2 separate regions of the Homo sapiens genome follow, and region 1 is linked to region 2. Evidence: chromatin loops called from intact Hi-C (ENCODE). Cell type or tissue: chondrocyte. All regions are shown on one strand. Each heading gives the region's core, and the rest is flanking DNA. Links, peaks and the distances in the headings are about the cores only. Region 1 holds the start of PDZD4 (PDZ domain containing 4). Region 2 overlaps ARHGAP4 (Rho GTPase activating protein 4).

The links. Hi-C counts contacts between places; a loop is a spot of excess contacts. Peaks named below come from ENCODE experiments on the same cell type or tissue, not always from the same donor. Only the 100,000 strongest peaks of a DNase experiment are listed, where the experiment ranks them.
Region 1: it touches region 2 in a loop (2.7-fold over the local background); 2 of 110 quality-filtered maps call a loop at or near these places.

What each region holds. Positions count from the first base shown.
Region 1 is chrX:153,829,682-153,835,039 of GRCh38, forward strand. It overlaps PDZD4 (PDZ domain containing 4), which reads right to left and starts at 863. Exons shown (of 8, transcript NM_001303512.2): 1 at 558-863. The coding sequence starts at 617. RefSeq lists a silencer at 4,506-4,752. In chondrocyte, for the core only: no CTCF peak of the experiment used is centred there; no DNase peak of the experiment used is centred there.
Region 2 is chrX:153,920,068-153,925,425 of GRCh38, forward strand. It overlaps ARHGAP4 (Rho GTPase activating protein 4), which reads right to left. Exons shown (of 22, transcript NM_001666.5): 2 at 1,538-1,742; 3 at 1,298-1,460; 4 at 1,030-1,092; 5 at 559-741. Among named protein-coding and RNA genes, the nearest start is that of ARHGAP4, 3.5 kb to the right of the region's middle. RefSeq lists enhancers at 874-1,376, 3,357-3,857, 4,364-4,493. In chondrocyte, for the core only: CTCF peaks have their summits at 2,952 (motif pointing right) and 4,168 (motif pointing right); DNase peaks (open chromatin) are centred at 667, 1,223, 1,574, 3,050 and 1 weaker place.

The DNA of each region.
Region 1 (5,358 bases), core at 75-5,074, 90 kb before region 2:
ACTGCCACCCGCAGAGAGCCCAACCCGCTGATCCCGGCGGCGCCCACTCACCCGAGACGCCTAAGGCCCGGGAGCCCATCGTTCGGGCAGGGCCAGGCGGGAGTGGGTGTCGGGGTGGGCACCCAGCCCCCGGACGGACTTGGACCGCGCCCGGGGACGCCCACGCACTCCCACGCTCCAGGCCCGCCGGGATCTAGATTCGGCGCCCCCCGCACGGCGGGAGCCTGGCTCCCTCCCCCGCCCTGGGTCCTGCGGGGAGAGCGTGTGCGGGGAACTGCGCTCGTTGCTATGCAACCTCCATCCCGCGCCCGCCGCACCGCGCCTCCCGGGACGGAAGCGCGCCCCACCCGGGCCAACCCCAACTTCCCACCCCACCCGTGGCTGGTTCCCACGGAGCGCCAACACCCAACAGCCCCAGGATGGGAGGGTGCGGACGGCTCCCTACCTTGTCCTCCTCGAGCCCTCCCGCTCTCCCACGCCCGCCGCTCCGGGCCTCCCCACTGGCCCGCTCCTCCCCGCGGAGGGCCGCGCCCCCGCCGCAGCGCCGGCGGCCCTACCTGCAGCATCACTTTGTACTGCTCCTCCGGTTTCTGGACCACGCACATATTACATCCCATGTTGCTGGCCGGCGAGAGGAGGCGGAGGGCGGGAACGGGAAGACGCCTTTCACTGACCCGGGCGCGGGACCTCGGGTCCCGGGCCGGGGCCAGGGGCCATACCCTGGCGCGGGGGGCGGGCCGCCTAGCGGGGGAGGGGGGCACGCCCCCGAGGTGGGGGCAGCGGCTCGCCCCTCAGGTTAACTCTTCGCTGGCCGAGGCCAGGCGCGGGCATGCTCCCTCGCACCCGGCCAGGAGAAAAAGGGCAGCGGGGGATGGGCGGGCGCGCCGGGCGTTGCCAGGCTACGGCCCCCCAGGGAGCGCGGGGGCGCGCCGGGCCGCCAGGGGCCGTCAGGGGCCGTGGGCCGCGCGCCTCCCCGCCCGCGGGGCCCGCCGCTGCCGCTGCCGCCTCCGGCTCCTGCCCATGGCCGCCAGCCCCGGGAGCCCGGCCCTCGCGCTCGGCGCCGCGGCCCGGCCCGCGACAGGGGGGCAGCGGCGCGGCGGCGGCCCCCGCCCGCGGCCAGGCCAGCGCCCGCGCTCCCGCCTCGCCCGGCCGCGCTCTCGGAGCTCCCGGCGCCCGCTCTTCGTCCAGCAGCCGCTGGCCGTCTCCAGCTCCCGCCCGGGACGACGGGCACGCGAGCGCGCCCACGGCGGCGGGGGAGGGGCGCGGGCACGGGGCGCACGCGCGCCGGGAGGGGCGGGGAGGGGAGCGGGGCCGGCTGCGGGAGGGAGCGGCGGGGGCGCTGGAGCCGGCGCGGGAAGCCGGGGGCGGGCGCTCGACGGAAGCGGGCGGGGGTCCTAGGCACCCCACGACACCCGGCGTCCGGTCCTGAGGGGCGGGCACCAGGCGCGTTGTCTGCGCGATGCCGCTCTGGGAGAGAGGGGTCCTGCCAGGAGGAGCAGTCTCCTGGGTCCCCCAGAGAGAGTCCGCGATTTCAGCCCCTCTCCCCGGTCTTGGACGCAGCAGCCCTCACGCCTCTGCTCCTTCCTCGGGCTTCGCCTTAAATGACTGCATCCCTCCTTCAACTCAGCCATTCCCTGCTGTCTTTGAAACGGACACCTTTGTTTAAAACAAGAAAGAAAGAGAGAAAGGGAGGAAAGAAAAGAAAGAGAGAAAGAAAAAAGGATGAGCGAAGCGTGGGGAGGGGGTGGGTCGTGGGGAGAGTGGCCTCGGAGGCCTTGGGACCCGGGCCTGCACACAGCACTGGCCAGCCTGGGCCCGCCGCCTACCTGTTCCTCAGCCCCAGCCCTCACCCGGTCCCCGCTTTCACAGCCCTTCCATCTCTTCCTCTTCTCTCCCACCACCTCCCCGTCTTCTTGGACAAGCCTGGAGGGAGAAGGCCTTTGCCTGGAAAGCAGCAGCGGGTGGAAGTCTGCGTTCCCAGAGGCTGCCCCGGCTGCAGGAGATCACTTGGAGAAATTGCTACATGCTTCATTTCCAGGTTTGGGCAAGTGAGGGAACCCCCAGCCACACGGGGCTGTTGAATCGGAGCCCTTCCTTTCCTCCCTGGCTCCTCGTTAGAAGAGAAATCAAGAATGGCGGGCCTGCCCAGAATGTGGAGAAGAGAGGCGAGTTTCTTATCCAGGGCTTCTCCCAGAAAGCAGAACTTGAGACAAGGGCTGGTGTGCAGGTTGCAACCTGCCACCCAATGGCTGGCTAGTCTTGAGGAATGGCGTCATATTGAGGGCTCAGCATCGGTCTCTGCAGCTGGTGGATGGAAGAACATTCACTAGCGGCAGTGTCTAGATGAGCCGTGGTAAGAGGAAGCCCTTGCCGTTGGGCTTATACAGAGCCTCCAGCCCTCCCACCATGGCCACTGGCATCGTGGGTCCATCGCATCCTGGGGAGAAGCTGGCTGACCTCCACCAGATGGTCCCCTCTGTTCGCTAGCTTCTGGCGCGCCCCCTCCACACTGCATGCTCCCCAGCGGCATGGGCGCGAAGACGAGCACGGGGCCCCACACTCTCCCTGAGCACTCCCGTAGGTACCTCTTCGCCAAACCTGTCTCTTCTTCCAATCTTCCTCCACCCGGGTCCCTGACCAGTCAGCCCAGCCATTTTCCACTGCCCGGGGGTCATGGACACCTTCATCTCAGGCCATTTCTCCCTCTACAAAGTAGACAACCTAGTGTCTTGCTCCCCTAGAGGATGTCCCCTCACTGCTGTCTCTCAGGGCCACCCTGCAAAGGGCCTCAGTGTGACAGCAGGTGTTTTTCCTAGTGGTGACATGAGATGACCAGTCGAGGACCTGGGTCTGAGTCAGTCATGGGGACACCCCATCACCACCTCCCATGAGGCCATAGGTGTGAGCTGAAGGGGCATACCAGTGTGAAAGAGCCGGGTGACCGGGGGTCTGGACTGCCTGGGCCTCAATGTGCCATCTCCACCTCAATATTCAGTTCACAATGGGTGGCTTGGGTCACACAGGCCCTGGATGCCCCATGATCAGGCTGTAAGTCTCTCCTAGGTCCCAGTAGCATGGCCACAGCTATGCTTTTTTCAGTGGTGAGTGAGTAGCTCTGCCACCGAAGGTGTGGCCCTGCCACAGCCTCTATGGTCCCTGCTGGGATCCTTCCATTGAGGCTTCCTGAGGGTTCCGCACAGCATCCTGGCCTACCATGGACAGATCCCTCCAGCACCGTTAGGTTGGCGGGCTCTCGCTGCTGGTGGCAGAGCAGCTTGCCCCGCAGCCCAGTCCTCCTGCAGGGTCCTTTCTTGCTCTGGATCCCACTCAAAACAGGTCTCAGTTAGCCGGGCGTGGTGGCACGCACCTGTAGTCCCAGCTACTCAGGAGGCTGAGGCGGGAGGATGGCTGGCCCCAGGAATTCAATGTTACAAGGAGCTGTGGTTGCACCACTGCACTCCAGCCGGGGCCACAGAGTGAGACTCAGTCTCTAAAACAACAAAACAAAAAAAGAACCGGTCTCGCCTGTGTGTCCGAAACCCCGCTCCATTAGACATTCCACCAGTTTGGTGATCTACCCAGCATCATGCCAGATAAATCCATTTTCTTGCTAAAGTTAGAGTCAGCTTCTCCCTGTAATCAGAAAACCCTAACAAATATACAGCCCTGGGAGAGCGTCCGGGAGGAAGGACATGAGAGACAGCTGATCATGGGGCAGTTACTGCGCTTGACAGTGCAGCTTGAGGACAGTGCAGTGACATCCCAGCACAGCAGTCAGGCTGGAGCGGGCGATTGCGCTCAAGATAGAGACAGGGTGAGGGCGGCACCACCATGCTCCCCGGGGCACTCCAGCATTCTTTAACCTGAAGATGGGTACCCAGGTGAGTCTGGCCCAGATTCCTATCTGGATGGGTCCTATCTTACTCTGTGCTGATGAGGTAGGTCCCTGCTCTCCCTCCACGTCCCAGAGCTTGGACCCACTGAGGATGCCATGACACCCCACAGAAGGGCTCCACTCTGACCCACCATAGAGAGCTGCAAAAAGGCCATGGTGCTCTTAGAAGCAGGACACACAGAAGATCCCACCCTTCTGACTACAGTTGTCCTTCGGTGTCCACGGGGCATGGGTTCCAGGCTTCCCCCTACTGGGGATACCAAAATCCATGGACACCCAAATCCCTGATCTAAAATGACATACTATTTGCATAGGACCTTTGCTCATCCTCTCTAATGCTTTAAATCTTCTCTAGATTACTTGTATTACCGGATGCAATGTCAGTGTTACATAAACAGTTATAGTGTAATGATTTTTTTTTTTTTTTTTTTTTTTTTTTGAGATGGAGTCTCACTCTGTCGCCCAGGCTGGAGTGCAGTGGCGCGATCTCGGCTCACTGCAAGCTCCGCCTCCCGGGTTCACACCATTCTCCCACCTCAGCCTCCCTAGTAGCTGGGACTACAGGTGCCTGTCACCATGCCCGGCTAATTTTTTGTATTTTTAGTAGAGACAGGGTTTCACCGTGTTAGCCAGGATGGTCTCGATCTCCTGACCTCGTGATCCGCCCAACTCGGCCTCCCAAAGTGCTGGGATTACAGGCATGAGCCCCTGTGCCCGGCCTGATTTGTTTTTTAATTTGTATTATCTTTATTGTTGTATTGCTATTTTTTATTTTTCAAGTGTTTTCCATCCATGGCCAGTTGAATCCTCAGATGTGAAACCCACGGATATGAAGGCCAACTGTATTTTTTCCACTGGATGCGTGCAATCCCCAGTCCCCAGCCCAGCCGTGTCAGATGTGTGAGTGGGGACCCATGTTTCCCAGGAGTCTCTAACGACCTTGCCCACTGGCTTTTCCAGAAGGGACTGTCAGGGAGGCTGAAGCCAGACCACGACCCAGAAACTCTGTCCAGCTCCCTTCTCCTGGGAGCCTTGGCCTGGAGTAACCGGGTTGCCCTTTCCTTACTTGGCCATGAGCTGAGTTTGCTGCTTTGTTTTCTCTCTCTCCATGGGTCGTGCTGTTGGCCTTGTATCTAAAGAAGTCATCACCAAACCCAGTGTCACCTGATGTTCCCATGTTATCCTCTAGGATTCGATAGTTTTGTGTTTTACATTTGAGTCCATGATCTGTTTTGAGATAATGTTTGTGAAGGATGGAAGGTCTGTCTCAGATCATTTTTCTCACAGTTCTGGAGGCTGGGAAGCCCAAGATCACAGTGCCAACTGGTTCCATGCCTGGTGAAGGTCTGTTCCATCAATGATATCTTCTCATGATGTCCTTACGTGTTGGAAAAGGGGAGTAAAGCAAGACCACTGCATGAAGCCTCTTTTATCAGGGCACTAATCCTGTTCATGAGAGTAGA
Region 2 (5,358 bases), core at 105-5,104:
AGTCACCGCACCTGGCTAAAGCTGGCACGCTAACCACAGCAGCCAGGGAGACCTTCCCCCAACACAGCCAAACTCTGTCATTTCCCCTAAGAACACCTGAGATGCTCGACTCCCTCCTCTGCTCCCAGAGTCCCAGAGACCATGACTGTCAGCCACGCACAGCCTGGCGGCTCCATCCAGGCATTTCCCAGCCTCCCCACTCTCTGTACTGGGCTCACCTCGAAGGCCCTTTCTCCGTGCGTGTCACCCCATCACCCACCCTAAGTGTCTTCTTGCCCCCCTCTGAAACCTTACGGAATGGCTGGCAGAACAGCAGAGCTGCAGGGGCCCCGCTGGGAGCATGGAGAGGCTGCATGGGGCTGTCCAGGGCCAGGCAACTGTTTTCCCCACTCTCTCAGGCCCTGGGAGCCTTCCGTATGGAATCCCTGGAACCTGATGGCACTGTCCTGCCACTCCTGCCCTCCCCTGCACCCAGCCCTGACTTCCCCCTCAGCACAGCAGGTCCTAGTTAGGGCCCATGGCCCATAGGCCTGCGTCTGAGGTGCCCTCCAGGCCCACCTTCTCCACCAGCCTCCCTCCCTTCTTGAGGGAGCTCTTGCGGAGGGGCCCTGCCTCAGTGGCACCAGCGGTGGTGGTGGGGACACTCCGGCCTGCCCGCTTCTCCTCCTGCCGCTCGGCCTCCCGGAGCTTGGCCTCGGCATTCACGCTCTCCATGTGATATGCCTGGTACGTCTTCTTGGCCTGCAGGGAGACCCAAAGCAAGGTGGTGCTGGTGAAGGCCACGGCTGGGCCAGCCCCCAGCCCTCTACCCCTGCCCCTCTGGAACTTGGACCTCAGAGCTGGGCGATCCCATGTGAGCACTTAGCCTAACGCCCTGTGCCTAGGGAGAGAGGCCTTTGCCCCTAGGTGCGTGCTTCTCCCTGAGCCTGGCTTGGGGTGATGTGATGGTCTGGCGGTGTTCCTCCCCCACTGTGAGTGGCATTTCTCCCTGGACCATTGGGGCAGGCCCCTCCCCAGCCCTTTCCTCACCGTCTGGAGCTCTGAGACCACCTCCAGGAGCTCATCCTGCAGCTGCTGCTCCAGATCCCTGCTCTAGAGGCAGAGGCAAGGGTGAGCACGGCACTGCCCAGAGCGGCCCCGCCAGGCACTGGAAGCTCTGCCCAGATCAAGCCCCATCGGGGGGGCACACAGGTTCGCTCTGCCTGCTCCCCACCTGGCCTCCAGTGCCCTCCCAGCCACAGTGCCTCCTGATCCCAAAGCCTCGAACACTTCCCGTGGCCCAGGATGAGAGCCTCACCTTCTTGACCAGGCGCCCCACGTCCTCTGCAATGTGACTCAGGCGCTGGGCCAGGGGCCCGGCCAGCACCTCACTCAGGGCCGCGCTCTCCCGGCTCTGCTGCCGCGTGTGCTGCAGCAGCACCGCCCAGCAGTGCAAGGGCGACAGGAGGGACGGCTCCTTCCTGGGGGTAGAGGGGCACTGAGACCTGGGAGCGGAGCTTGGGCCCTGCCGTGGCCCCCCTGCCAGCACATCACCTACCGGAAGCTTTGGTGCTCCCGGCTGCTCCCCAGGCGGCCTCCACGGCTGGAGAAGCGCTCGGCCAGCTTTTCCAGGCCCCGGGAGTATTCCAGCTCCACCTCAGCGCGGCGCCGCATGAACTCTGCCAGCTCCTGCAGCAACTCCCGCCGCAGCTCGCCCTGCAGCTCCAGGCAGCGCAGCTGCTCGCTCAGCTGCCAGCGCATCTCTGTGGGGGGAACCATGGCTCAGGCCTGGTCAGCACGCCCTGCCTGGGTCAGCCAGGCCAGCGTGGGATGGGAGAGGCAGAGGCACACAGACCCCAGTCCCGTCGGCTCTGAGGGCTCCTTCGGACCCAGCCTAGGCTGAGGGCAAGAGCTAAGAGGGGAGGAAAGAAGCTAGGCCCCTGCAGGCAGATCTGGCCTCAGCTGTCCAGCCGACCTCTGCGCTGAGGCCAACAGATGGCCAGAGCCACCCGGTTGAGGGGGAAGGGGAAGGGTGTCCCAGAGAGAGGGGAGAGCCGCCCCAGCGCCAGCCAGGCACCTTTCAGTTTGGCTTCCTGTCTCTCCCTCGTTCCTGGAAAGCCTCTGAATGGTTTCCCCTGCGACTTCCTTTCCCGCCGGTACCCAGGCTCCGGGAGGTGGCAGCCTCCCTTGCAAACACACGGATACACAACACACAGATCACAGTGCTGCTCAGGGCAAGCCTGCAGCGATCTCGCAGTCTCAGTGGCTGGGGAAGCCTGCCCTCAGGCCCCAGGGGAAAGGACAGTCCACAGTGAGGGCTGGGAGCCAGGGAGAGCTGATCCGGCCTTGTAAGTGAAAGAATGGGGCAGGGAGCTAGCCCCCGTCTTCTGACCCCACTTCCCACTCCCAATCACCCCCCGCCCCACCTGTGCATTCCCCCACCCTGCAGAGAGAGTCACACCCAGGGCCCCATACTGCCGGCCTTTTGACACCCTATCACTGGCTTGATTTGGCAACGCTGCTTCCCCCACACAGGCCTGAAGCAAAGAAGTGCCTGTCCAGCAAGTTTAAGCAACCTGCGGAAGACACTTTTGCCATCTCCTGAGTGCCCGTCCCGAGTAAATAAGATGCTAGCTCAGCTTCTGGCCAGCAGGCTGCCCACCTACTCATCTCCATCCACATCCCCAGGGAGGGACATGAATTGATGTCTTCATTCAGCAGAATGTTGATTATGCACCCATTCTGTGGCAGGCACGTTTTAAATACAAAGGCAAAGAGGTTTGACCAAGTGTCTGCCCTCTTGGAGCTGGGATTGGAATGGGGCACGAACACATATCAGAATGCCCAGGAGTGATGGGTGCGGAGAAGATGAACCCACAAAGCAAGATCAGAGCCAGGGGTGGGTGGGGACAGGGAGGACCTCTTTTTAAAGGAGGGTGGTCAAGAACAAGCCGCATCGTTGGAGCAGAAGGCTGGAGCTGGCTGTACGTGGGCAGTAGGGGGAGTCCGAGAGACCGGTAGGGACAGATGGCACAGAGCCCGGGGTCTGGGCAGAGCTCCCAGCTGGACTCCGAGTGAGAGAGGAGCCACAGTAGTGGGGTGATGTGGTCCAGCTTCGTTTTCAGGGCCCCCTCACACTGCCAGGTGGAGCCCAGGTGGCAGCTACTGTGCTAGTCCAGGCAAAAGACGGCAGGATTCAGACCAGCAGCAGCGAGGGAGGACTCCGCTGAGAAGAGCTCAATCCCATTGGATTTCTGTCCCGCCAGTGACTTCCCAGGGGCTGTTGCATGGGGACCCTGTGGGTTCCGCCTGCCCAGCATCCCTACCTCCTCCCCTGATCTCCTATTGGAGAATGTCCCCTTCCTAGTCTCAGCCCCCTTGACTCCAGGTGCCCCAGCCCTGGCTGCATGCGTCACCCATCCCTCTGTCCCTCCACTCCCTGCCCCCACCAGACTAGCCAGGTGAGGGACCCAGGAGCCTGACCCTTCCAATTGAATTACTGAACAGGAGAGCTCTTCCCACCGGCAGATCAAGCTGGGTAAGTGGAAGCCTGGGGCACGGGACCTCCCGACAGAGCAGGGCAGAGCCCACGATGCCAAGTGAGACAGATGGAGAGTGTCTTCATCCTATCCGAGGCTGGCCTCCTGTGGTTAACTCGTCAGCTCCAAGGCCAGGTGGGGTGGGCGCTAATGCCATTTGAAATCAGGAGAGTCCTCACTGAATCAGTTTAACGTTTTGTTTTGATTTTTTGTTTTGAGACGGAGGATGTTGCCCAGGCTGGAGTACAGTGGTGCGATCTCGGCTCACTGCAACCTCCGCCTCCCGGGTTCAAGCGATTCTCCCGCCTCAGCCTCCCGAGTAGCTGGGACTACAGGGGCGCACCACCACACCCAGCTAATTTTTGTATTTTTAGTAGAGACAGGGTTTCATCATGTTGGCCAGACTGGGTCTTGAACTCCTGACCTCAGGTGATCCGCCCGCCTCGGCCTCCCAAAGTGCTGGGATTACAGACGTGAGCCACCACGCCTGGCCCAGTTTAACATTTTTTGATAAAAGTAAATTTCATTTCATTCCAAGAAAGGTGTTAGACAACTGCTCGCCTCACTGGCCCTCTGGAGCCTGCCCTGCCCTGCTTCCCCCAGAGGAATACAATCCCTGGGGACTTATGACAACTGAACAGTGCAGAAGGAACCAGCAGAGGGAACCGCTGCCTTTCTTCATCACTGCCGGCAGCAAAAGCTGACTGGAAGCCATGTCCTAGTCCAGATCCGGGCATGCACACCGGCTGGTGTTGAGCAGGCAACTTGTGAATTGCAAGTCGATTGCATTGGTGGCTTTCCTGGCAGAGCTTTCGGATCTCAGTTCAGACAAACTCGTCAGCACACCCTGTCCTGACCTCCCCCTAAACTAGGGCTGGCCCTCTTCCGACCCCTTCTTGGCACCGTGCACTTTCCTTCCCTTTGTAGTGCTTATTATCATAATGCAAAGTCTATGTCTCCCCCACTAGACCCGTGAGCCATGTGAGGGCGGGGTGGCCACTGACGCCATTTGAAATCAGGGGAGTCCTCATTGAATCATTGCTTTTACTCTGGGTAAAAAGCCAGGGCTGGAGGGGCTGGAGTCGGGGTTCTCTCTGGTACAGCAGTATACTCCCAGGGCCTGGGACAGCACAGATGTATAGGAAACATCTGGCAAAAGGAGAGCTGGAATCCATGTCTGCCTGAATTACAGAGCTGGGCCCCGGGCCCCACCAGCACTTCCTGTGAGCAAGGCATTTGGTCTCACTTCTGCTGACAAGCAAAACAGAAGAAAAGATGGTCTCCAAAACCACCGCTATGCTGACCTTTGAGAATTTAGGGTGTCAAGACAGTGACCCCACTTTGTAGAATGGTAGGAAGCTTTTCCAGGGTGTGGGATGCAGACCCAGAGCAAGTGAGGAACCCTTAGACAGTCGTGCTCGAAACCCCAACTTTTCAGTGTGAAATCACTGACCCATATTTGCTGACTGAAGTTTTCCAAGTCTTTCAGCTTCATGGCATTTTGGGGAAGCAGGATGGAGATCATTACCTCCATCTGAGCAAGATGATGGCGAGGCTTGGAAAGCTGGCTCACCCTGTGTAGTCACCTCAAGCTGGCTCTGGACACAGGCTGCCTTTTCCAAAGGAGGACTGGAGCATACTTTGGTATAAATTGCTTGCACTGAATAATGATGTTAGAACCTACATCTCTGGGTTCAAAGGCACTTCAAGGGTCATTGCATTCTACGTCCTAGAAGTTGCAGTGCTGTATGACCACGGGCAAGTCACTGCACCTCTCTGAGCTTGTTTCCGTAATTGGTAAAATGGAGTGATTGAGAGTGATATGGACGAGCTGCTGGCA